3 separate regions of the Mus musculus genome follow, and regions 2 and 3 are each linked to region 1. A link is a loop called in an ENCODE intact Hi-C map of the cell type or tissue named here. Cell type or tissue: left cerebral cortex. All regions are shown on one strand. Region 1 overlaps Ephb2 (Eph receptor B2). Region 2 holds the start of Ephb2 (Eph receptor B2). Region 3 overlaps Ephb2 (Eph receptor B2).

The links. Hi-C counts contacts between places; a loop is a spot of excess contacts. Peaks named below come from ENCODE experiments on the same cell type or tissue, not always from the same donor. Only the 100,000 strongest peaks of a DNase experiment are listed, where the experiment ranks them.
Region 2: it touches region 1 in a loop (2.4-fold over the local background); 4 of 42 quality-filtered maps call a loop at or near these places.
Region 3: it touches region 1 in a loop (2.1-fold over the local background); 5 of 42 quality-filtered maps call a loop at or near these places.

The regions. Positions count from the first base shown.
Region 1 is chr4:136,737,135-136,745,134 of GRCm38, reverse strand. The region is part of intron 3 of Ephb2 (Eph receptor B2); the gene reads left to right. Among named protein-coding and RNA genes, the nearest start is that of Gm52708, 58 kb to the left of the region's middle. In left cerebral cortex, no CTCF peak of the experiment used is centred here; DNase peaks (open chromatin) are centred at 1,680, 2,246, 3,117, 4,901 and 1 more place; H3K27ac peaks cover 3,819 bases.
Region 2 is chr4:136,831,333-136,839,332 of GRCm38, reverse strand. Ephb2 (Eph receptor B2) reads left to right here and starts at 3,321. Exons shown (of 16, transcript NM_010142.4): 1 at 3,321-3,563. The coding sequence starts at 3,503. Gm31536 (a long non-coding RNA gene) reads right to left here and starts at 3,398. Exons shown (of 5, transcript XR_881502.3): 1 at 1,447-3,398. In left cerebral cortex, no CTCF peak of the experiment used is centred here; DNase peaks (open chromatin) are centred at 2,492, 3,109, 3,271, 3,941 and 1 more place; H3K4me3 peaks cover 3,167 bases; H3K27ac peaks cover 1,473 bases.
Region 3 is chr4:136,788,791-136,796,790 of GRCm38, reverse strand. All of the region lies in intron 1 of Ephb2 (Eph receptor B2), which reads left to right. Among named protein-coding and RNA genes, the nearest start is that of Gm52708, 6.8 kb to the left of the region's middle. In left cerebral cortex, no CTCF peak of the experiment used is centred here; a DNase peak (open chromatin) is centred at 3,274; H3K27ac peaks cover 287 bases.

The DNA of each region.
Region 1 (8,000 bases):
GCCATCTTCCTAGCCCCCCATTATACCTCATCTAGCTAGCTTCCTTCCTTCCTTCCTTCCTTCCTTCCTTCCTTCCTTCCTTCCTTCCTTCCTTTCTTTTACTTTATATATCTGTAAGTATGTCTGTGTATCTGTGTGTGGATATGTATACATAAATGCAGGTTCTTAAAGAGGCCAGAGGAGTTGGTTCCCCCTGGGGCAGATGTTACAGATGTGTCTGCCATGGGTGCTGAGAACTGAAATTGGGTCTTTTGGAAGTGTGTGCTCTTGACTACAGCTCGCCAGCCCCCATCACAATTCTCTCCAATCCCAGGCAAGTTCCGCTCTGTTTACAGACAAGCCACACCCACCTTCTTGTCTGATCCTTATAAACCTTAGACACAGGCTCTGCTTCTGTTTCCCAGGAAAGAGAACCCAGGCTCAGGGAGGTTCCATAACTTACCAGAGACCTCAAGGCTCCTAATTTGTGGAACTGGAACTCAAACCCTGGAATTTTTTTTTTTTGTCTTCACGGTTGCTGCCCACTGGAATGGGGTGTTTGGGGCCATTAGAAGACAAACATAAGGTGAAGGAGGCACTTGGGGTGAGGAGAAGAATGGAAGGGAGAATGAACTGGAGGTGACAGAACACAGTGGGAACAGAAGTCGCATCCCAAGCCAGAGAAGCGCCAGGGACCTGTGCCACACAGGAAGTAATGTCTGCACAGGGTGTGAGTGGAGGCAGAAGATCGGAAGGTACCAGGAAGGGCCACTGGGGGTAGGATGGTGATGGTATTATGAAACCCCGGATGGCATAGGTACACCCACAGCCTCCCCATGAGTTTCCAGACTGTGCTGTCCCACCCACCAGGCATGTGGCCACCACCCTGGGTGGCTCCTTTATGTGGCTCAGGTGTCTCAGCTGACAGTGGAGGCTTTGGGGAGCAAGGCTGGAGCTTTTGCCTGGGCCCCAGCAGGATTTCTTCCCGGTTAGCAGTGCGGACAGGGTCCTGGTGTGTAGGCTGGTTCAGCCTCACAAGGGTGTAAATACAGCGCGTGCTAACTGGGGGCCATGGTTTAAGTCTGGTGGTATGCGGTGTGGTACCAAGGCAGTGGTGATAGCCCTGTAGCGGCCTCTGGACCACGAGCGTCATCAATAGCAAGGCCTGTGGCTGAGCCAGGGTGCTTGCTAAGTTAGATGTTATACACATTCAACCTCTGGTGTTCCCAGCTTACGATGGAGCGTTACCCCTTACAAGCCAAGGAACATCTCTGTTGTCTGCCATCCCCTGGTCTGCACCTTGACATCCATCTGCCCTCAAGCCCCCTCCCTGGATCAGTACTACAGAGGCCTGATGCCTCTGCACTCATTTCATTCCGTGTATAATCAGTGCCGCTGAGGTGCGCTCCACATCTGTGGGCGCAGCTAGCTGTACACAGAACGCATTTAGGGGATAGTTATTTACCTAGCATGCTTGCTCTGCTAAGGTACAGCGAGCCATCAAAGGGTTAAAGGATGCAGGAAGATGTGCCGGTTGTGTGCAAACACTCACCACTTTACATAGGGGACTTGAGTATCCAATTTTGGAGCCCCAAGGGGGTCCTGGAACCACACCATTCCATTCGAGATGACTCTGTTGTTCAGTAAGGTGCTGAAAAGTGTCACCTCAGCCTGGCCCAGAGAGGAAAGTGGCCCTGGTGTCTGTGTCTCGGAATGACAGGAGAGACAGTGCATAGGCTGGCAGAGTTCTGCTGCCTCAGAGCATCGTAATAGCAGCTAATGCCTGAGGTGCCGTGGAAGCCAGAGGGATAATTTTGGTCTGTGTTCCCATGCAAAGCATGCTGGGAAATGGGGTGGGGGGGAGTGGTGAATGGAGAGACCCTATACCTACCATCATCCTCCTTGCAATGCATCCTGGTAGTTTCTATATGCCCACTTCACAGGGGCAGGGGAGGAAGAGAGGGAGAGAGGGAGGGAGGGAGGGAGAAAGGAAGGGAGGGAAGGAAAGAGAGAGAGAGCGCTGAGGTTCAGAGATGCAGGTGTATATACTCAAGGTCACACAGCTAAGATACCCAATACAGCTGGTATATAGCACACTTCCCCAGAGTGACTCAGGAGAGGCAGGTGGGAGGGCTGAGGAAGGGCCCAGAGGTGCTGGCAGGAAGCAGGGACTCCAAGTCCAGCTGGGTCCTTGCCAGGCCATCAAGGCAAAGCTAACACTGACCAGGCACAGAGCAGCTAGGGGTGTTTCGCTTCACAGACACACATGGGTCATGTGGGACACGTTTGTTGTTCCTTTATGAGTGTTTTCCAAACACCAGGCTTGGCTCCGGGGCTGTCACTATGGAGACAGCTCTGGGTGGCTGCAGACGCTGCCCTCTGTGGCTACGTGTGAAGGCTGTCAGCTGTGTGGGGTACCCCAGAGGCACTCTTGGAGGAAGGAAGGCTAAACCCTGTCTCACAAAGAGTGGAAAGGCCAGTCTGTGTCACAAGTCAGCCTGTGTCCACAGGCGTGGAACTCTGTGGCAAGGGCCTACTGTGGGCCCCTTGTGTGACCTCTTTGTGGTCAAACGGCACCTTTCCCTGACCACCCCCCTTTGGAGTCCAGGCATACTAAGGCAGAGTTCGAGCCCTGACTCCTGGCTTCAAACACCCTAAAACCACCCAGAGAAACCCCACTATATAAACAGAGAGACTTTGGCCCAGAGAACAGAAGTGATTTTACCAAGGTTAATGTCACAAACAAGACCACACAGTGTCCTCTGAGACCCTGACTCAAGAGTCTCAGCCCATAGTAGGTTTTCATACGGCTCACCTCAGGTAACCCTGAGGTGTGGCTGGCTGCTTGGCCCCAGCTGGATGCACCAGCATATGTGGGGAACCTCAAGGGAGGCTGGCCTGATCCTTTCCCCTTCTTCAATGCTCAAGTTCAGCCCACGCCTTGGGGGCTGTTCAGAGATTCTGAAAGCAGTTGGGCATCTTGGACGCAGTTTCTTAGTCCTGGAAACCATGCGTAGCTCCAAAGACTGTCTAAGACTCCAGAATCCGTTCTGCTTGCTGGGCTGTTGTTCAGGGTTTCCAGAGAAACCGCGAATGAAGCAGGGCCAGGAGCTCCGAGCGGCACTGCGGGTGGAATGGATGGAGCTGGGAGGATCCAGCTTTCTCCCCGTGGTCCCAGTCTGGGAGACAGCATCCGCCACTCTGAGGAGCAGAAGGCGCGTGGGTGTCAGCAGCAGGGAACGGGGACTGAGAATCCAGCTTTACCCCCTCACATGCTGTGAGGACCAAGGACACTTGCTTAGCCTCTCTGGGCCATCTGTAAAAAGTGGAGATTGCTCACGTTCCCTGCAGGGTCCACTGTCCCTCCCCCATCTCATTTCTGACATTTGATAGATTAGTTAGAGAACCCCTAACCCAGGGCTGATAAACTTTCTGTTCTAGTATCCCCCTTGGCTTGCCTGGTCCCTTGCTTCCTCTAGGCCTTCGCTAGGGCTGTTCCCTTTGCCTGGAGTACTGTCCCACCCCTACCTCTCCCTGCCCACCCACATCCCTACTGCAGCTTCTCCAACCTCTGTCTCAGGTCCCTGAGCACAGGGGCAGGCTCTCCAGCTCTGTCACTCTTGGGTGAGGACTCTTAAGTGTGTTTATTTTGAAACAGGGTCGCACCATCTAGCCCCTCATCACCAGGAACTCACTGTTGATCAGGCTGGCTTCAAACTCAGAGATCCTCCTGCCTCTGTCTCCCAAGGGCTGAGATTAAAGGCGTGCGCCACCACACCTAGGCTAGAACTGTAAACATCAGGCAGATCATTAGGGCAACTTCATTATGGCCCCAAGTCAGACCTCAACCATGCCAAGCCTGGGACCTGGCACTGAGGGCGTGGCCAGCAGCAACCTACCCACTCCAAGCCTCAGTGTCCCCTCTCGTGATAGGAATGCTGAATCACACTCCGGGTCTACCTCCTAGGAATGAACACAGTGTCCAAAAGAGGCCAATGTCACTTTGGGGCTAGGAACCAAGCCAAATCCCCAGCCCAAGATAAGTATTGGCCTCCTGCAAACCCTGGACAAGGCTGCAGGCCTCTGAGACTCCCCAGCCCATTTGCAGAGCTGTCAGCAGAAGGCTGGCTCCCAGCTGGGGATCCACAGCAGCCCTTGCGCGGAGGTGCAAAATACACCCCACAATCCTGGCAGACAGGAAGATCGATACCTCGGTGGACCGGAAGCCTTGCTCCGCACCGCAGTCGGTCTCAGTGGAGAGAAGAGCCAAGAATAAACACAACCAGGTAGTTCTCCCTCCACAGGGTCAGGTCAGGCCAGACTAGACCGGCTTTGATGTCACCACCTGTGGCACTGCACCGTTGGCTCTGGAGCAGTTCCCTTTGTTCTTCAACATCTAGCACCCACCAAAGCTGGTGCTGATAGCTCCCCCATCTGACAGCTGAAAGGTGGCACAGAGAGGTTAAGTGACTCAACCAGGGTCACACAGAAACTATCCCAGTCAGAATCCAAACTCCCGTCTGCCAGTCTTGCAGCCCGCACTGGTTGTTAGATAAATTTACTCTCCTGATTGTAGAAACCACTCTGAGGCTTTGCCTTTTCACAAACTTCATCCTGTTCACACTCCCTCAGACCTGGGGGCCTTCTCAAAGAGTGAGGATCTTTGGCGCTATAGGCCTTTGATCTACCTGGGGTTGTCGGGGATTGGGTGGCCCTGGACAAGAGCTCCCTGAGGTAGGCCAGGAGAAGACACCACCCAGCAGGCTCAGAGCGAGCCGCAGTATGAGCTTGAGAAGACCACTGCTCTCCCCTGGTGTGGCCAGTATCCCTGTTTGCAGTAGCCTTACCCAGAGGACTGCGTGCCTGCAGCCAAGGAATGCCAGGCTGGGCTCTGCCGGCTTTGTAACTAGTAAGTGGGACAGGAAGTCTGGGGGCGGTGGGCAGTTGGGAGGTAGAACTTAGTGACTTGTAACAACTTCTCCCTAGAGAAGAGCTCCGGGAAGATATGTGTGGGTTTGGGGCTCAGCACTCCAATGATACTCTGTGCTGTGTGATTTTGAGTGAGGCATTAACCTCTCTGAAACCATCAGCTACTTGACTTCAACTTGCCTTTTGCCCTCCCCTGGACCCTGTGGTCCATTCTATTGAGGGTCATCAGGGATGCCCGACCCATCTGGCCGGCCCACAGCCTGTAAACCTCTTCCTCCCGCCCTCCACCGTGGTCTCAGTTTCTTTCCTCAGTGTCTCGTGTGAGATCGCTGCAGGTGCCACTCTGCCCTAGACACACCATTGTCACCTTCAGGACTGGGGCACAGCCTCCCCAAACACTTCTGCCTTCCTCCTTCACCAATCACATCTTCCCAGCAGTTTGGCCATACATAATTGTCTATCCCCAAATCACACTTAGGACAGAGCTCAGACTCCAGCTCGCCCTGTCGGGAAGCCCTTCACCGACTTCCCAGGCTTCTCTTAGCCTTTTCCTCCTGCACAGGTCCAGCCTGGATGCGCCTATCTGCTGGCCTGCATACACACTGCTTCGCTGGCTGGAAGCCCTCTCTTCACTTTGCCTTCTATAGCTTTCATCTATACCCATTCCTCAGTTCTCAGTGTTGAACCCCCCATCCCCGCGTCCCACCCCATCCCCCCTCGTAGGGGCCCTTGATCACGCCCCCGTAGGGGTTTCTTGGCCACGCCCCCTGTCAGGGGTTTCCTTGACCACGCCCTAGTAGGCCCCGTGCCCACGCCTTTGGCCACGCCTCCCATCCTCAATGCTCAACCTGTCACTCAGCATTATAGGCTGCTGACCAAGCTCCTCTTCCTATAGAGGCTGTTCCATACCCACACTCAAAGGGAAGGCTTTTGCTAGTCAGAGGCACTTTCTTAGAGGAACCTCACTTCCCAGCCCTATGGTAGCTGTGGTTCATCCCCAGAGCCTACTGTGAGATATCAAGCGGTGACTCTTCCTCCTGTGCCTCGGAGGGTTGGGTGTCATCTGTAACAGAAGATGGCTGCTCCTGGTTTGTACCTCTTCCTGCTTGTCTTGTAAAGTCTTTTCATTTAGCTTTAAAATTCTAGCTCCAAGCCTGGTGTGGTGGTATACACCTGTCATCCCAGCACTTGGGAGGCAGAGGCACAAATTCAAGGTGAGCTTGGTTTGTATAATGAATTCCATGTCAGCCAGGGTGAGTTACAAAGAGAGACGCACGGGGAGGAGTAGGAGACAGAGGGAAGGAAGGAACAAATGAATGAACAAACACACATGGGCAGGTGTGCACGAGCATGCACACACACACACATACACATGCACATACATACACATGTGCACACATGTGCACACATGCACACAAGTACCCATACATGTGCACACACAGTCACGCACACACATGTGTGTACTCACAGGCTCCAGCCCCTGGCTCTTCCAGCTATATCCTGCTCTACTATTGTCCTAGCCTCTACTGACCTGCTTTTCCCTCTCAGCCCTGTACTTCCTGTGGGAACTGAGGCCTCCTTTATGTGATCAGAGATACAGGTCAAAGGGCAGGGCCAGAGGCTCCGATGGACCCCAACCATCCTCCAGTCCTAAGATCCACCATCTGCGTGACCCCAGTAACACCATTAAGGCTACCAGGAGTCAAGCTGAGCCATGAATAAGTAAAAGGGTGAGGGTCTCTGGGGGGTCCACCCCAGCTGGCTGCCCTGTCTCTGGCCAGAGCTGGGGTCTTGGCTGCCCCTGGACAGACTCAGCCTGACAGATCTTGACATGTCATCCCAGTCCCCAGAGAATGCTGCGGAGATCAGGGAGATCATCAGGCCCCCCCCTGGCCCCCATTAGTGTCAGTAATTGCCAATCAATTTCCTGGGAGCCTGGTGAGGAAGAAGCCCCAGGAGTCTCCTGTGGAGAAGCCACAACTAATGGCTTTTATTTGGATTGCAGCAAATTGATTGGTTTTTGGGTTGGGTTTTTTTTTTTTTTTTTTTTTTTAAGATGGGACATTGGTTTGACTCCCTGATCCATAAGCAGCCCCAAGGGCCAGTTAGGCCAAAAGATGAGTGATTGGGGTACTTAACTCTCCCAAGATCTGAGACTAGGGTTGGCCTTCAGTTCCACACATGGGACCTCCATCCTACACGTATGCCTTCGGACCCACCTCCCTGGCAATCACCCTGACCAGGTTTTCCCAGAGAGCACTGGTGGAAACTTCCAGAAGAACCCAGTAGAATCTGTACCAACGTCTAGGAAGGATGAATATGCTGATGCACCTCTCATCCAGCACTAGGAAAGCTGAGAGAGGAGGATTGCTGGAAGTTTCAGGTCAGCCAAAAAGCACGGGAAGGCAGCTCAGTTGGCAGAGTGTTTGCTTTGGTACCCAGAACCACATGAAACCAGGTGTGGTGAGGCGTGTCTGTGATCCCAGCACTCTGGAGGTGGAGCTGGAAGGTCAGAAATCCAAGATCACTCTCAGCTACAGCGTGAGCCCAAGGCCCTTCTGGGCTACACAGGGCACTCTGTCTCAAGAAAGAAAAAAAGGGAGGGAGGGAGGGAGGGAGGAAGAAAGGAGGTTCCAGAGAGATATGAAAAGAGAAGGCAGATCAGAGAGGTGGTGAAGCCGGGTTACAGTCACACAGCCAGAAGATAAGAACCCAGAAATTTTTCCAATATGTCACCCATGAAGCCACCTAAAAGTCACTGAGCTGCAAGCACTACAGCTTTTTTTTGGGGGGGGGGCTTCTAGGAAAGAAATGTCCAGAATGGAACAGTAAGCTGGGGCTTGATCTCCTACAAGAAGCCTGCCCCAAGAATCACAACCCAAGAGGTTGGAGAGATGGCTTAGTGGTTAAGATCACGGGCTGTTCAAACTGCACCCACCCCGCCCCGCCCATCTCTGCTGCATTCTGGAACTTTCTTCTGATTCTGGAGTTATTCATCTCTCCCAGATTTTTGTCTCCCTCTTTGGGCAGAGACTGGTTGCCCCTGGACTGAGTAACAAAAGCCAATTCCCATCTTGACTGAACCTGGCCCT
Region 2 (8,000 bases), 94 kb before region 1:
AACACTCCTGCTTAGGTTCAGAGAACTGAAGGTCTTTCCTGAGGTCACCCAGCGAAGAGAGGGCAGGGACAGAGGTATAGCCAAGTATCTGCTCAGATCCTCCAGCTCGGCAGTGGTTGGAGGTGTGCTCTGATCCACACGTGACCAAGGGCTCCCATCAGTCCAGTGACTGGGCAGGTAAGACAGTGGGAGACAAGGTATCGACAAGTAGGAAACACCCAGCAGGTCCCGTCCCCACATTTGTTTGGCCTGGCTTTCAGCTGTCATACTCCCTCCTCAGACAGGCTTCTCTGACCCCACCCTCCCCACCCCCAGGGTCACTCAGCGCTCTGTCACCCAGCTTTATTGTCTTCCTGGCCTGGATCATTGTTGATTATTTTGTCCCCCTTTGGGACTCCTGCGGGGTCTTGTCTAACAGGTCCTCAGCTGCATTCCTGCCTCCCCAGTGCCTGGCACGTAGGCAATGCCCAACTCATGTTTGTCAATCAAGTGAGACAGAAAGAGACACAGACAAGTGAGGTCATCAGATTTCTCTCTATGACTGCAGCGATGCACAGCTAACAGTGCTGTGAGTACTTGGGCAAGTACCTTTCCCTCTCTGGATCCCGCTTTCCCCTTCTAGAGGCTGGTGCTGGGGGTGGGAGGCTCCGCTCGTTGAATTATCATGAGCCGACTGGATGGGTGTGAACACTGCTTTGTAAACTGTTAAAGCGTGATTGCAAATGCGGGGAGCTGTTGTCATTAGACAAATGAAGCTTCCAGCCGTCTCTTCCTGTGCAGTGAGGGACCGGGTCTGGATCCAAAGCTCACTCTCCAGCCTCTGCTACACCTGGAGGGGCAGGTTCCCCATTAGGAAACATCTAATATGCTGGGGGTTTGAGAGGCAATATGCAAACTGAAGATAATCAAACTATCCCCAGGCCCCAGCAAGGGAACCCGTGATCATCTTTCCGGAAAATCCTAAGCAAATGGGTGTCAGTCCCGAAGAGGCCAAAGTTAGTGAAGGCACTTAGTAAGGGGTTGATGAGGTGGAATCCTGGTCACAGAGCAGAGAAAGCTGGATAGGGTTTGGCTGGGACAAAGGCGGAGTCGAAGGCAGTTGCCAAGAGAGCAGAGAGGAAGGCCTTGGATGGCTGACAAGACTCAGCCTTTCTATAGGATCTCAAATGGGGAATCATACAACACGGAGGGAGAACGGGATGGGGAAGATACGGGGCTTTGTTTATTGCTACAGTGATTTTTTTTTTTTTTTTTTTTTGCGTTTGGCCAGGTAAAAGTCCAGACTGCTATCAATTAATGATAAGGTTTTCAGTGACTGTGGGAAGTTGGCTAACTGAATAAACGTGTTCTATGGACCTATGCAAGGCCCAAGGGATGAGTGTGGGTGTCAGACACTGCTTGAATCCTAGCTCCGATGCGCTATTTGGCCTTGAGCAGATGACTTACCTGGTCCTCAGTCTCATCACCTGAGATGGCCTGCACCTGCCACCAGAGTTGTGACAATGGAGGAGAGGAAAATCTGGAAACGTGAACAGCCCCGAGCCTCATCCCTGGTACCCGGGTTCTCAAAGGATGCTAAAATCTAGTATTTGTATTTTGAATCAAAAAGGATTTTAAATCAAGAAGGAAGCAATTGCTAGGGGTGGGTGGATGGTGACAAGGGTCCCCAGGGGATAGAAAGAAAGCAGAGCTGAATCCACCCAGGATGTAATAGATGGCCCATAAATGTTTCTGGAAATGGGGAGGGGCCACCTGTATACACCAGGGATGGAGGAGAAAAGGCTCAGAGTCCACCAAATCCTAAGCCCCTTGGTTTGTCTGATGAGGAGAAACAGAGAAAAAAAAAAAAAAGCCAGGGCACCCAATTAACTTCTACCCCAGGCAGGAGTCTGCAGGCAACACGGAGTGGAAGGTGTTGGCAGAGAGGGTGATCTTCCCTGTTGTCTTCTATTCTCCCCGGCTCACTTCTGTTCTGCCTCCTTTGCAACCTTCGAGGCCCACCATTTCCAGGTGGCCTCCCAGGCTGAGGTTCATTTCTGATGGACTCTCAATGCTTCAAAGGGTGCCCCAAATTTCCAAACCTCAGTTGGTGTCTCAGGACAGTCTGTCTGATGGGCCTTGAAGGGAAGACATCTCTGGGACGTTTTGTTAGTTTGTGGGACAAAGGGACTGGAGAGGTCTGCACTGGACTTTTAACAGCTTGTCTCTCTAAAGCATTCTTCCACCCACTGCAATGATCATGGCCAGTGCTGTTGGCTAAGTGTGTTTTCAGGAGCGCGGGTCCCAAAGGCTAGGGGCCCTGCCTGGGTGGTTCCCGCAGGATCCCTCCAGTCCTCCCACCACCGGTCTCAGCAAGCCCGCTAATGATGATGGTGATGAAGGCTGTCAGAGCAGGCTGGGCCCGCAGAAATGGAACAAGGGGTTGTGTCCTCCCCGAAGGGACAGCTATGCACAAAACCGAGCAGCCCAGACAGGTCCATTCCACCGAGGGGTGGAGTAGGGGCTGTCGCTAGGCACCCCCCACCCCCGGGCCTCCTCCACACCCCTGCTCGCAAACTGCACCGGGAACCAGATCAACAGAGGAGAAATACAATGTGCGGCTGGGAAGGTCCGCGGGGAGGGGCCGGTGGGCTCGCGCAAGACAACAAGGCAAGGAGGGAAGGCCCGGGGTCTGCCTGCCAGGGCCCGCCACTCCTGCCAGAGAGAACCCCGGGCCCGCGGGCGAGCGCCAAGGCCCACTCTCCCAGGCAGAGGCCCCAGCCCAACCCTAGAGCCTGGGAAAGCCGCCTGTTTTGTTCCCAGCTCCCCCCTCTTTCCCCCCCTCATTCATTGCAGTTCAGTCCCTTTCGAAGCCGCAGGGACGCGGGTGGCAGGGCTCAGGCAAGGGGGTGGCACTCCCAGTCCTGACAGGTAGGGCCAGTCCCCCGGCTTTGGGCAGCCCCTTCCTCGTTCTCCGCCCCCCCGCCCCGGGTCCCCTCTCTCTGCTCCTGTCAGCCGCGCCAGACGATCTCGGCTTTGCAGCATTCAATAAAAATTGAGAAACATTTGGGCTGAAATCGCTGCTTTATCTGGAGGAGCCACAGCGCCGGGAGAGACCACTGCTGCGCGGGGGGGATTCCGGGGTCCCGGACACCCGGGTGAGTGGGGTCACGATGCTCCAACACGGTTGCTGCCCCATCCGAAGGGACTCAAAAGATTTAGAAGATCATGACTCGGGCGTGGTGCAACCCGTGGGTGCACCGGGCAGAGGCACAGGATTGGCAGTCCAACCCCGGCTCCCCCCACGCCCGCGGCTCAGGTGGGCCGTGCCCAGCGCTGGCGGAGCCCGGGTCCCCGTTCTGCCCGGGCTGGATGGCTCATTCTGCTGGCTGCGCGGCGGCGGCGGCTCGTGTGTGTGTGCGCCGCGCCCCGCCGCTCCCCGCCGGCCCCCCGAGCCCGGGGCGCGCGCTCCAGCCCGGGGGTCCCCGCGGCGCCGCGGCCGGAGGCTCCGGGCAGCGCAGCAATGGCCGTGCGCAGGCTGGGGGCCGCGCTGCTGCTGCTGCCGCTGCTAGCCGCCGTGGAAGGTGAGCGGGGATGGGGGCGGGGAGCGGCCGCCTCGGCCCCGGGTCGCCCCCTCACTCGGCCCCGCGGTCGCAAAGTTTGCCCGGGGGCCGGTGCCGGGCGCAGGTGGCCGCGGGGAGGTGTGGCCGGCGGCCACCGCTGGGAAAGACGCGGGGCCCCGCGGGCGCCCGGGCGAGCGGCGGGCGCTGATTGACTGTGCCAGGAGGAGGCGAAGGGACCATCTTGCCGAGGCTTTGTAGCCAGCCGGGTGAGCGCCGCCCAGGGCTGGGGGGTCTTACCACTGCGCGCCCGCCACCGAGGTCCCCGCATCCCCGCAGAGCCCGGCAATGCCTCGGCACCGAGCTCAGGGGCGCGGGCCCGGCGCGCAGTGGGTGCTGCAAAGTTTGGCAGGGAGCGTTCCGAGGGAGGCACCGCGGCCGCGCCAAGGATTGGGGATCCCTGGCCGCGCCCCCTTGGATGCAGCCTGGGCCACCCGAAGAGCAGGGGCACCCGTGGAGTGGAGCGAAGCGCGCGTGTCCCCCACCCTCGCGTCCGTGCCCGCCCGGTCGCTCGCGGCGTACAATGGGGTCCCCTCCCCAGCAGGACTGAGCGGGGGATGGGGCGATGGGCATCACTCTTGCGCGCCGGGTTCTCCGGGTACCTCCGCGGGCCACCGCCCCGTGGGCGACAGAGCTCAGCGTGGAGTCTGGAGCCCCGAGAACTCTCCAGCTGCCGTCAGAGACCGGACCAGATGCTTTGCCATGTGTTGTTGGCCTTGGCCTGGGTCTCTGGGCCTCTCCCCGAGGCCTCGCGCTGTGGTACCACCCGACCCCCCGGGGGCGGGAGTGGCTGCCAGGTGGTCGCAGCTCGCTGGCTTTGGAGGAAAAGTTGTTAGTGGGGGTCTGGGTGTGTCCACCAGGAATGGCCGGGCTGGAAGGACCAGGCGTGAATCCTAATAATGGTTCTCACGTGTACTGTGCTCTACAGTTTGCCAGTCGCTTCAGTTTATGAAGTACTTTGCTCTCCGTGGTTTACAGCGTGCTGCACGGTTGACAAGGTACTTGAAGCCTTCTTTGCAAAGTGCTTGCCGGCCGACAATCTGTGTTGAATCCTTCAGAAGTCTTCCGGGAAGCCAGATGGGTCGAATTTTTACTGGTTTTTAGCAAATAGGGAAACCGCGGGTTCAGAAAAATCCTGTCTCAGCCCTAGCCATTGGGTGATAAAAATAGGCCCTGAGTCTGAGGTCTTTCAAACAACTGGCTGGGTTTTCTTACCCCTAAAGAAGGTGACCCGTTCTAGGAGTGTGCCACCGAGGGCTTGAGGGGTGAGACACAGAGTGCCCTATTCTTGGGTCACTTTGGGGTGAGGTGTGAAGAAGCCTTGAGGGCTCCAGGCACAGCCACTCCAGGCATGGTGGGGGACCCCGTGCTATAACTTAGTTTCTTTCCCAGTAATGAGCATTTTAGTGACCGCAGTGGGGAGGAGAAGGGGGGGGGTCCTTGGATGGCAGCCATAGTGTTTGGCACCAAGGCAGCTGTCCTCCGGCTCCTGCAGGATTTGGCGGCTGCCTGCGGTTTCCCAGAGTGGGGTGGCCAGGGCACTGAGGGTGCCACGGGCCCTGGGTGTGGAGGGCAGCCGTGGAGCCCGGCTGCTGGCGGGGAGCTCCCTGGGAGCTGGTTGGTGTACCGCGTATTACTCCGGCTTTGGGGAAATGACTCATGTGCTGGCCCGCTATACGTTGGGATGTTTACAGTATTATGGGGAGCTTGGCATAAATATTGCTATTTAGGTTGCAGTCAGTGGGGCTGGAGGGGAAGAAAATTGGCCTCTCTTGTGCGTTTGAGAAGGCCCGAGTGTGTTTTTAATTACCGTGGGGTAGATGGAAGGGCCACGTCTGTCCAGCTCTGGCAAGTGGGTGGTTAGAATCTGGGGGGGCTGTGGCCTGGCTGGGCCCTGGCCCTGGACACAGAGCTGGTTGGCAGCTGATGTCACAAGACGGGATGGTTGCCCGTTTGGGGGCAGGAGTAGGAGAACTCTGGAGAATTTAATTCATCATGATTAGCTCATATTGGACTGAGAGAAGGTATGAGGTGGACCCCAGGGGACTGCTTGTAATTCTCTCGGGACGCTGGGGTAGCTGCCTTCTCTGTAGGAGCCTCAGTTTCCCTAGGTAGGGCCTCTGGCTATTCTCTGTGGATTCCATCTTTATACCAGCCATCCCTAAATCCTTCCTCCAAGCCTCTTTTTTTTCTCCTCTGTCACTTAAGGTGATCACAGTGACTGTCTCACCTGTGTGATCGTAAACATCCTACTGAATAGTGGATGGAGAAATAATCCAACTGTAAGAATTGGGTATGCCTTTGTCCTGGAAAGGAAGAGTAGGTGGTACTGCCTATAGCATATCTGGGGCACATTGGATGCTCCAAGATGCAGCCCCGTCTGTGGGACAGTATGGAGGCCAGAGGCCAGGGAGGACAGCCCTGGCCTCCAGCATCCAGAGCCGTAAGACCACCACTGCCTGCCTTTCTTTCTCTTCTGGCTTGCTCTGTCTCCTAGCCCATCACGGGGCTGCCCTGAGCATTACAGCCTAAGGATTTCCAGCTCTAGCCTGTGGAATGCTTGCGAGGAGATGAGGTGCACGTGTGTATGTGCACGTATGTGTGTGCGTGCGCACGCCGGGGAGTGGTTCCCCCCACCCCCGGCAAGAATGGTGAGCATAATGTCTCGCCCAAACCACAAGACCCCCTCCAGGAAAAGCAAAGTGTTGAACATCTGGAGCTGGGCCCAGGGACACATCTGACAGAGGATGGTGGCCGACTCACTACTAGATGGAATGTAAAGGCAGAGGTCTCTCCCCTTCACAGCCCTTCGTTTGCTTTCCAAATATTGATGGTGCTTCCTTTTTGGCTGGCTGGTGCTGGACCCTGGGGCCTGCAAGGAGACAGGGGACAGGCTGACAGAGAAAATCGTTGGCAAGAGCGAATGTGTGAAGTGTGTCCCCTAGCACTGCCAGGAGGAAGTTGAGGGCCACCTGGGGGTGCAGTTTGGGCTGGAAAAGGGTTGTTTCCTCTTTTATGGCTCTGTGCTGCCGGTTCATTTTTTCACTCCCCACTCTCCCGGCAATGAACTTTCTTAGCCACCTGGTGGTTTTTGGTGGGTTTTTTTTTCACAGATTGGTCTCTTCAGAGTTGAGGCAGTTGACTTTGGGACTGTGAGGAAGAGGAAAAATGTTGCCAGGCAAGCTAGCAGCATATGGAAAGGCCCGGGAGCCCGATGATCTGGCATTTCCTTGGGTGTGACCTAAGGGAGTGTGCCCCGAGGACACTAGTGGGAGCCAAGACTTAGAAGGAAGACCAGGCAGATGCAGAAAGGCTGGGGTGGAAGGTTAAGATGTTGAGGGAAGTGGAGAGGGAGGCATTGAAGGTTCTTGACTTGTTTATTGAGGGACCTAGCCAGATTTGTGTTTGGGAAGATGGATGACTTCAGTGATGGGGGATGCTGAGAATATCCAGACTTGGTCCTGCAGAGGAAGGCTGGTCTGGACTCTGAGTTCCCTGAAGGCGCAGACTCCCTGGACCTTTTGAACGTCCAGAGTTATGGAACATAAAACTGCTCAAACACTATACTTTCCAAGAAGCCTTTGGATACTTTGTATCTTACCAGCTTCTTTTGACTTTGTAACAACCATATTGGTTTCCTTGTTTCATGGTGCCTGGCCCTCTGGACCATGAACCTCAGGAGGCAGTGACTCAAGCTGCTGCCTTGGCCGTAGCATCCCAGTGTGCAGAGCTGCTTGCTATGATACTCAAGGGCAAGTGCGTGGTCAGCTACCGCACAGTCGATGGATAGAGTGCTCAGTGAGTGGGCCTGGGACAAGCATGGGAGGGAAAGAACTGGGGAAACCAAGGGAGCCTTCCTGGAGAGGGAAAATCTGGGGATGGCTCAAACGGGGCTGGAAGGAAGTGTTTTGAGTATGTGGGACAGAACAGTTTAGCCAAAAGGCCATATGGACCCTTTCTGATAAGGGCTGGGAGCTTGACCTGCTCCGAGCCTTGGTGAATATGGGGTAAATTTGCAGTTGTTTCCTGGGTGCGATTGTTTTTGCTCTTTCTCACTTCAGAGGAGGTAGCTTTTGTGTATGCCTTAGTCAAGGAAAGCAAAACCTCACTTTAAACCCCAGCATCTGAGAGTTCTTATCAGATGGCCCCTTCTCTCATCCACCCCTCCATGCGTCTATCTGTCCATCTCTCTATCCTCTGTCTATCTACCTTCATCATTGCCCTCCCTACATCCATCCACCACTCACTCGTTCACTCACCCATCCATCTGTCCATCCATCTCCAGGGGCAGGCGGTGCGTGGGGAATAGAGCCTGGCTGTGGGAGAGAACAGGGCCTGCTGACTTCGTAGAAATACAAGTGCAAAGAGTCTTCCGGAGGCACGGATCTGGGTTCAAATGGG
Region 3 (8,000 bases), 52 kb before region 1:
ACACAGAACTAGTGATAGAACTCAGGTCCTCAAGCATGCTAGGCAAGTGCCCCACTACTAAGCTATACTCACACAAAAGCTGTGTGTGTGTGTGTGTGTGCGCGCGCATGCATGTGTGTGACTCCGTACTTGGCAGTGGATAAGCAGGGATACGATAGCTGTCAACAGGGCTCTGGGCCATTCTAGGATCTAGGTCTACTCTGTGTGAGTGCTGAGCCCAAACTGGCCATCATTCTCATAGCACTGACTCTCAGTTGGGTTCTAGGACACCTTTCAGGCAGGGCACAAGGATGCCTCAGAGCAGCCCAGGCTCTGACCCTGCGCCTACTGTAGGATTCTGGCTGCCAGCTGGGGCCTGAGAAACATTGACCATAGTGCCAGTGTCACCTCTCACTTGTGGTCTTTACTGACCTGAGCCAAGAAGTCCCTCTGAGCCTTAATTCCTTCCTGTGGAACATGTGGATGGGAGGAAGCAAGCTGGACCCATTTCTGAGGTTACGTGAATCTGTTATAATGTAGTAGCTAGTTAGTCAAACCAGTCTGCACCCTCATCTTGTAGAACACAGTGTAGTGCCCACGGAGGGAGCCAGCTGATTTGGGTAGGTGATGGATGGATGGATCTGTAGATGGAGCAATGGAAGGATGATAGATGGACAGATAGATGGGTGGGTGAGTGGATGACAGATAAATTGATAGATGGGTGGATGAATGAGTAATGGATGGATGGATGGATGGATGGATGGATGGATGGATGGATGAATAGTTGGACAGATGGATGAGTTAGCTAACTGAAGAGCACATCAGAAAATGACTGGATGGGATCATGGGTACTTAATGCCTCAGGACCATTGCATTTGCCCTTTTTTCTTGGAACATATCTTCATGCTATGTCCTGGCCAGCCTTCTGACCTGCCACAAAGCTTTCTGGAGAGCACTAGACCCACAGACCATGGCTAATGTCCATAGACCTTGAGCAAACCTTTGGCTTCACACAACCACAGTTCATCTATACAAATGGAGACAGAGGCTTATGTGGTCCTTCTCTGTGTCTCTCACTAATACACAGTGTGTTCTTTACTGTACTTAACGGTGGTCTGTCCGTCCTAGGCTCTTCCTGCTCCACACTGGATCATCCACATTGCTGGAGTGCCCTGATGTCACCTCCTTTAGCATTCACCCTGATCTGCTCAGTGTAATGGTAACCACTCAGTGAAGGTCTGATCGACTAGTGTCCCTGTTGTAGGACAGCTGTAAGAAAGCATGGGGCAATGAGGGACATGCTTTGTAAACTGTGAAGTGTGGTACCAGGGGCACAACCAGCAGCTAGGTCCACACCATGGCTCTGCCCCCGCTGACTCCATAGGACTAAGGATTCAATTCTGCTTTTGTTATACTACACGCCCCCCCCCCCGTGTGTTCCATGTCCCCCTTCATTCAAGAAGAAGGTGTTGTGTTTAGGAGAGATAATTAACAGCTAGCCTTCCCCGATGGCAATCACATTCTCTTCATAGCCCCACTGTCTGTATGGTCTCCAAGCCAAATTTTGGGCGAAGAGGCCAAGGACCATCTCCAAACCCCACCTAGACTACACTCTGCCCAGAAACCTGGGCTCTGCATTGCATCAGACTCTCTAACTTGTAGATGCCAACCACCGAGCAGATGGGACTGACAGCCCAGTTCAACCGCCTACAGAAGACCAAGACATGGCAGTGCTTGGCTCATCTGGTCACATTCCCACCTCTCCATTGGCCTTACCCTCCCAACCACCATAGTCTAAGTGGGATTGAGGCACTTGGAATGAGTTGTACCTCAGGGTATGGGGTGAGAGGTATGTGCACAGAGGGAACCCGGTTGCCTTTGCTAAGCCACCAGGGTAGTCGGATGTGGTCAGATCCAGGCATGGCACTAAAGTCTGGTGAGTAAAGGACAGGAGGTCCAGGTAGAGCCCTGGGCTGCCCACACAAGTTATTCTTGCCCTACCTGGGCCCTACAGCCATGCCACTGGGGAGGAGCACCTTGTGTTTTGAGAACCCAAGCTTCTAGGAATCCGCTTCCTGTCATCCTGACTAAAGAGGGCAGGACACTCGCCACGTAGGAGAGTTCATATGGCTGGGAAAGTGGACCCAGATGTTGTGTTGGCTGAGTACATCCGAAGCTTCTGAAATCACTTCCTGCCGCTCTGCTCCTGGCAACCTGTTTTCTCACTTCTGCCTTGGACAGCTCCCTGTATCCCCAGGAAAGTGGCACTGGGACAGTCAAAATGACAGCCTTAGGAAGGTGGCGATGCCTCTTCCCTGACCTTTCAACTCAGTCTTTCTACAGACTGTATGACTCATTTGTCCAGATAGGGAAGCTCGAGCTCAGAGAAGTTGAATGCACTCCCTAAGAGCCACACAGCTCAGCCAAGTGAAACCTAGAGATAACATCTGTCTTCAGACTCAATGGTGTACCCGGGGCAGGTCTGTAGGCTCCTCCCGGCCAGCTGTGGCACCATTTCTTTGTTCAAAATTCAGAACCTAGCTACTGATGGCCAGTTGGTGTCTGTGATTCTAGTGACTTTGGTCTTGTGGGGACTTGGAGTTGCTAGGGTCAAGGCTGTTGAAAGTGTCCTCATGAACAGTGAGCCGCAGCCAGCCGAGACCCATCACCCATATTTGCTACCGTTGGGACAAATGGAGGAAGCAAAGCCGGGTAGTTTCCTGTGGGTTCTGAAAATCAAATTCAGGTCCCCATGCTTTCGCAGCCAGGACTTTACTGAGTTAACCTCCAGCCTACGAATGCTTTTTTCTCATGGGAATACATCTTGGGAACTCAAGATAGGAAAGGCCCCAGAAAAGTGCATATAGGAGCTGGACTCAGGCTTATACAACCCGGGACAATGCTTGGTCTCTGAACCTCCATTTATTCATCTGTGAAATGGAGAGACACCCTCCACCCTGATTTCAGGATTGAGTTAGGTGCCCCCTGACTCCCAAAGCCAATAGTGCTACACACCCAGCTTCTCCTTCCTTGGCAACCAAGCCCTGACTTTGGATGCCTGCTTCTGCCAGTGTGCAGTGAGCACTATCTCCCAGATCAGCTTAGACGTTCACAAATGGGTAAACTGAGGCCAGAGGCAGCAGCAGAGCTTGGTGCTGGCTCCGGCTCCCCAGCACTGGGAGGGGTGCCCGCATGTGTGCCGCACGCCTCCCTCCCTGCCAGCACCACTCAGTATGAGAGGCAGCAAGTCACCATCTGTGTTTTCCAATAAAAGAAAATGAAAATTGAAGCACATTAAAAATAGCTCAATTGGGATTCCACGCAAGTGCTGCGGCCTGCTGTGGCAGAGACATCCAGCCTGCCTCCTCCTCCCTGAGCCTGGAACCAACACTGCCGGGAGTCATCTGAGGCCGTCTCTCAGGAGTGTGTGGGAAGGGCTGTGGTGCCGGTCGGTGGCCCTGAGATCACCATCCAGGGACCACTTGAGACCCTAGCCCTAGCTTTCCTACTCTTGGCTGGTGGAGTGCCTAGCCCTTGGGGCCCTGCTGAGAAAGGAGAGAGTAGAGTCAGAGGCCGTATCTCAGGGCAAGCCCTGGACACAGGTCCCCAGGCATACCTGGGGCCTCTGTTTCTGGAAGAGGCCACATGGATTCCGTAACGCCAACCCTGGATAGGATATCCAGCTTGCCATGCCTTGATCCCTGAAAGCCAAGCAAGCCAGGGGTCTTTTTGTGCCTGTGGGGCTTCTTCCTGGTTTGGGGGGTCCTAGGAAAGCTCTTTCCTTCTTGCAACCCCAGCATTCTAGATCATCATGATATTGGGGCCTCTCTGTAGGATTGTGACCCAGCAAGCATGTCCCTCCATGACTTGAAGACCTCATGAGGGTGACAGTGATATAGGAAATAAGGCGACAGACTCTCGGAATCCCTGTGCACTGGCCACACAGCTGCTGGGTGAGGAAGCAGGCAGCATCCAGGAGAGCTTTCCCATGAGCCCTGGAGTGCCAGCCCTTTTCTCCTTTGGAGAGGAGGGGTTCTGAGACAGTCTCACATATCCCAGGCTGACCTCAAGTCCACTCTTTGGTATAGAATGATCTTGAACTTCTAATCCTTCTGCTTTCTCCTCCCAAGAGCTAGGATGGTAGGTTTGTATCACTGTACCTGCTTTATGCAATGCTGGGGATTGAACCCAGGGCTTTGTGGCCTTCCTCCCCAGTTCCCAAAATGTCACTTGTCCTTATGGGCCAGTTCTCTGCAGCACTCTCTTCCTTGCCTAGTTGCTGCACAAAGCTCTATGGGATGGATTAAAGGATGTGGCTCCTGCCTCAAGGCTTCTGAGTAGTGGGCAGGAAGTGGCCTCAGAGCTACACAGCAGCCCCCCAGAAGCCCCCAGAAGCCCCCAGGAGCCCCAGCAACCAGAAGCCCAACAGCCTGGGAATGAGCCCCCGAGATGCTATCTGAGCCTTGGCAAGCAAGAAGTCAGCCCAGAAAGCCCTGCCTTCACTTTTCTGAGTCTCAGTTTCCTCGTCTGTAGAATGGATGGGTAATAGTGCTTGTCTTTAAGACCTCTGGAAGATGAGGTCCCTGCCAGGGACCTGATATGTGGCTGACACTGGGCCCATGGTGGAAGAGCCACCTGTCATGGTATCCCACTATCCAGAGAAAGTGGCCAGAGGCACCCTGGTCCACCACGTCCTTGCTTGTTCTCAGACATGGGGCGGTGTGTGTGTGTGTGTGTGTGTGTGTGTGTGTGTGTGTGTGTGTGTGTGTGTGTGTGTGTGTGACAACTCAGCACTAACTCTATTATGAATGGTACATTCATCCTGTCGTCTTTGTGACAAATCATTCTAGTGGCTCCCAGTGGCACAAAATTAGCATCACGTAGCTCAGGAGGTCAGGGAAATAGGGTTCACTGATGTGGGTGTTGGGCCACATACCGGCTAAAACCCCAGGGAGTGTCTGCTTGTGCTGCTAGCTTCTAGAGACCACAGTGCTCTTGGGCTGTGCTGTTATAGCACCCCCTCCACCCCAGCTACCCTCCTTATCCCTGACTGTCCCTACTGGCCCACTTAGGGTATTCAAGGCAATCTTCCTGTCTCATGATCCTTAATCCTTGAAAATTCCTTTTTTTCCATTTAAGGCAATGTTCACACTCCGAGGGTCAGGTGGATGTGGGTGTCTTGGCATTGGGGGGTGCGGTGGGGAATGTCATTATTCTGTGTCCCACTGACAAGAAAGCCCTTTGGCTTCTGTCTAGGCTGGACAGGATGGTCTCGTGTCTGCAGTGGCAGCAGTAGTATTATTTTCTTTATTGAGTGGCTGCTTAGAGCCAAGTCAGGTAGGGATCTGAACCATTCTCACGTTGGCCAGTATTGGTATTTATGACCCTTTATCAAGCGCTTTACAGACTGACGCATCCCCACCCCACACCCCAGCCCTCTTCTGAGCTCCAGTCTACAGCTCAGAGCTGTCACACTCTAACCCTTCATAAGCCACTAGCGTGTTGAATCCTAAACTCTACCCCAGTCGCCATCGCTTTCCTCGGTTGATGCCTTCTCTGATTCATCCCGCGCTCTTCAACCTCCTCACCTCTGTCTTCGTCGCCTTGACTTTCAGACCCGCCACCCAGCACCTGGCTATGCGGTCTCACCTGCCTCCATCCAGGGGGACACTGGATGCTTCCTGCACTGCGCCACAACAACCCCTAATCTCTTAGCCTGCTGTGACCCACTCACTTCTGCAGGACCGAGAAAGCATCCCTCCAACCCTGTGAAAGCCCTGCAGGCCTGGCCAGCTTCTAGGACAGGAGCACCAGGGAGAGAGGCCCAGAACGCAGAAGAAAAAGTCCTCTAGATGTGTGGAGATGAGGCCTTCAGCCTCCCTCACCAGCCTCAGGGAGATTCTCTAGGAACTCCCCATTCTGAATCCTCCGTCAGGGTCTTCCCGCCTCCCCGGAGAGCTGAGCGAAGCCAGCGGGAGATGGGACAGATAATTGCAACTTTAAATAAGGCCAAGCTAACGCTCCCTGCCAGGCCTGGCCCAGGGGACTTTAAGCTGTGGAAGGAGATAGGAAGAAGAAAGCCCCGGGTGATGCCCAGAATCCCAGCACCCCCCAGCTCCCTGGAGAACTCAAACAAGTCACCATCCCTGTCTAGGCCTCCCTTGTCACATTTGTCTGCCGGGACTCTGGAAAGTAGCCTCCTTAGTGTGTAGTATCACGGATGTTCAGAGGGGCAGCAGGGAGTACTCCATGGCTCTAGCCTGGCTCCACTGCCCACCCCAGAGGTCTCCCTCATTACTGTCCTCATCTCTGTTGGTCTCCAGGAGGCAGGGTGATGGTCATTGTAGGGTAGCCGCAGTGCAGGCCTTAAGTTGAGAGTTTCTTCTCGGTTCCCCTAAGTGGGTATTTGCTACTCCCCATTTTCTTGATAAGATCATTGAGGCTCTGTGGGAAGCAAAGGGGTCAGGATCTCCCATCAGCCTGAGGGGACCATCCACCACATACCTTACCTTGTAAGAGAAGCATCTGCCTTAGCAGAATAGGGCACAGGATAGCATGGGGGTGGGGTGGGGTAGGGTAGGGGCTTGAGGTTCTACATACAGTTTCCCGATTAGAGCAGAAACTCCTAACCCAACTCCCAGAGCCGGTGGGTCTGATACCCCTTGCAACCCCCAGCGCCCTCTGCCTGCTGCTGCCACTACAGAATTCCTAGTGAGGAGGAGCCTCGTTGTAGGGCTGAGAGATGGGGGCAGAGGGCCAGGTCTGGTCACATGTAGGAACCTGGGCTCACTCCAAACAGGTCCAGGAAGTGACCTCAGATGTTGGAGGGAAAGCCAGCACGTGGAGGAGGGGCATTTTGCCCGGTCAGGGAAGGCTTCCTGAGGAAGACATAGTAGGGCTGAGTCTTTAAGGCTAATTCAGACTTTTCCAGGGAAATGTGGGGGATGTGCTGGGCAGGGAAAGCAGTGTGGACAGGCAAGTGGAGGCCAGAGGGTGTCTGCTGTGTAGAAGAAATTTGAGACCTCTTGTGTGGCTCTTTTGTAGGGTCTCTATCTTTCTAGGCAAGGCAGTACCACAAATAGCTGAGCAGAGCAGCCAAGTGGGCACAGAGTCTGGAGGGTGGCACCCTGGGGATTGGGCCAGGGTGCTACCAAGGTGCCACCAAGAAAGGTCTAAGTGTCACACTGGTCTTGGCCTTCTGGGCTGGCACGGAAGCATGTTTTCCTGTCATAGGCAGCTTTCTGTTTCCCAGTGTAAGGCACAGATTCAGAGACCATCTCGAGATTGCCTACCTCCCCTTGGAAACACCCTCTACATCCATACAGATGCGTCTCCGGCACAGTCCTGATGTCTCCTCGGTTGCACTTCACCAGAAGCCAGAAGAGCTCTCTTTACGTGGCAGGCCCATAGCCTCACTTGTTCTAGAAGCTCCCATCTTGCTGCCCGTTCCATAGAGACCACAAAAGCATCCACAGCTGTGGCAGATGGAACACCCAACTGGCTACAAGGTAGCCTTGTCTCTCCTACCCAACTGGCTACAAGGTAGCATTGTCTCTCCTACCCAATTGGCTATGAGGTAGCCTTGTCTCTCCTACCTCCCTCTGCCTGGCAGCACCAGTCTCCCTGATGGGACCATGCCTGCTTCCCACGCTCCATGCTGCGGTGCCCAGGCCTGAAGCCCACCCTTCTGTGTCCCTACCATCTGCTCTGACTGACCATCACCTGAGACTGCCACACCACAGAAAAGGGTTCTTGGGACAGTGAGAGGACACATGACTCAGAAATTAAAGTCAGTCTTTCTAACCAACTTACTCCCAATTTGGTGGGGTGGATCTCAGTCTACTAGTTAGTTTATGTGCAAGTTAGGGACCATGACATAGGCTTTGAGGGGTTTAAAGAGATGAATTCTGTATGTGGCCGACGTGGCCTAGTGAATTACAGGTAGTAGATGCTCGGCAGACAGTAGCCACGATGGTGGATGGGCGTGCTGGGAGCAGGGTGGTCTTTTCCCCACAGCTGGC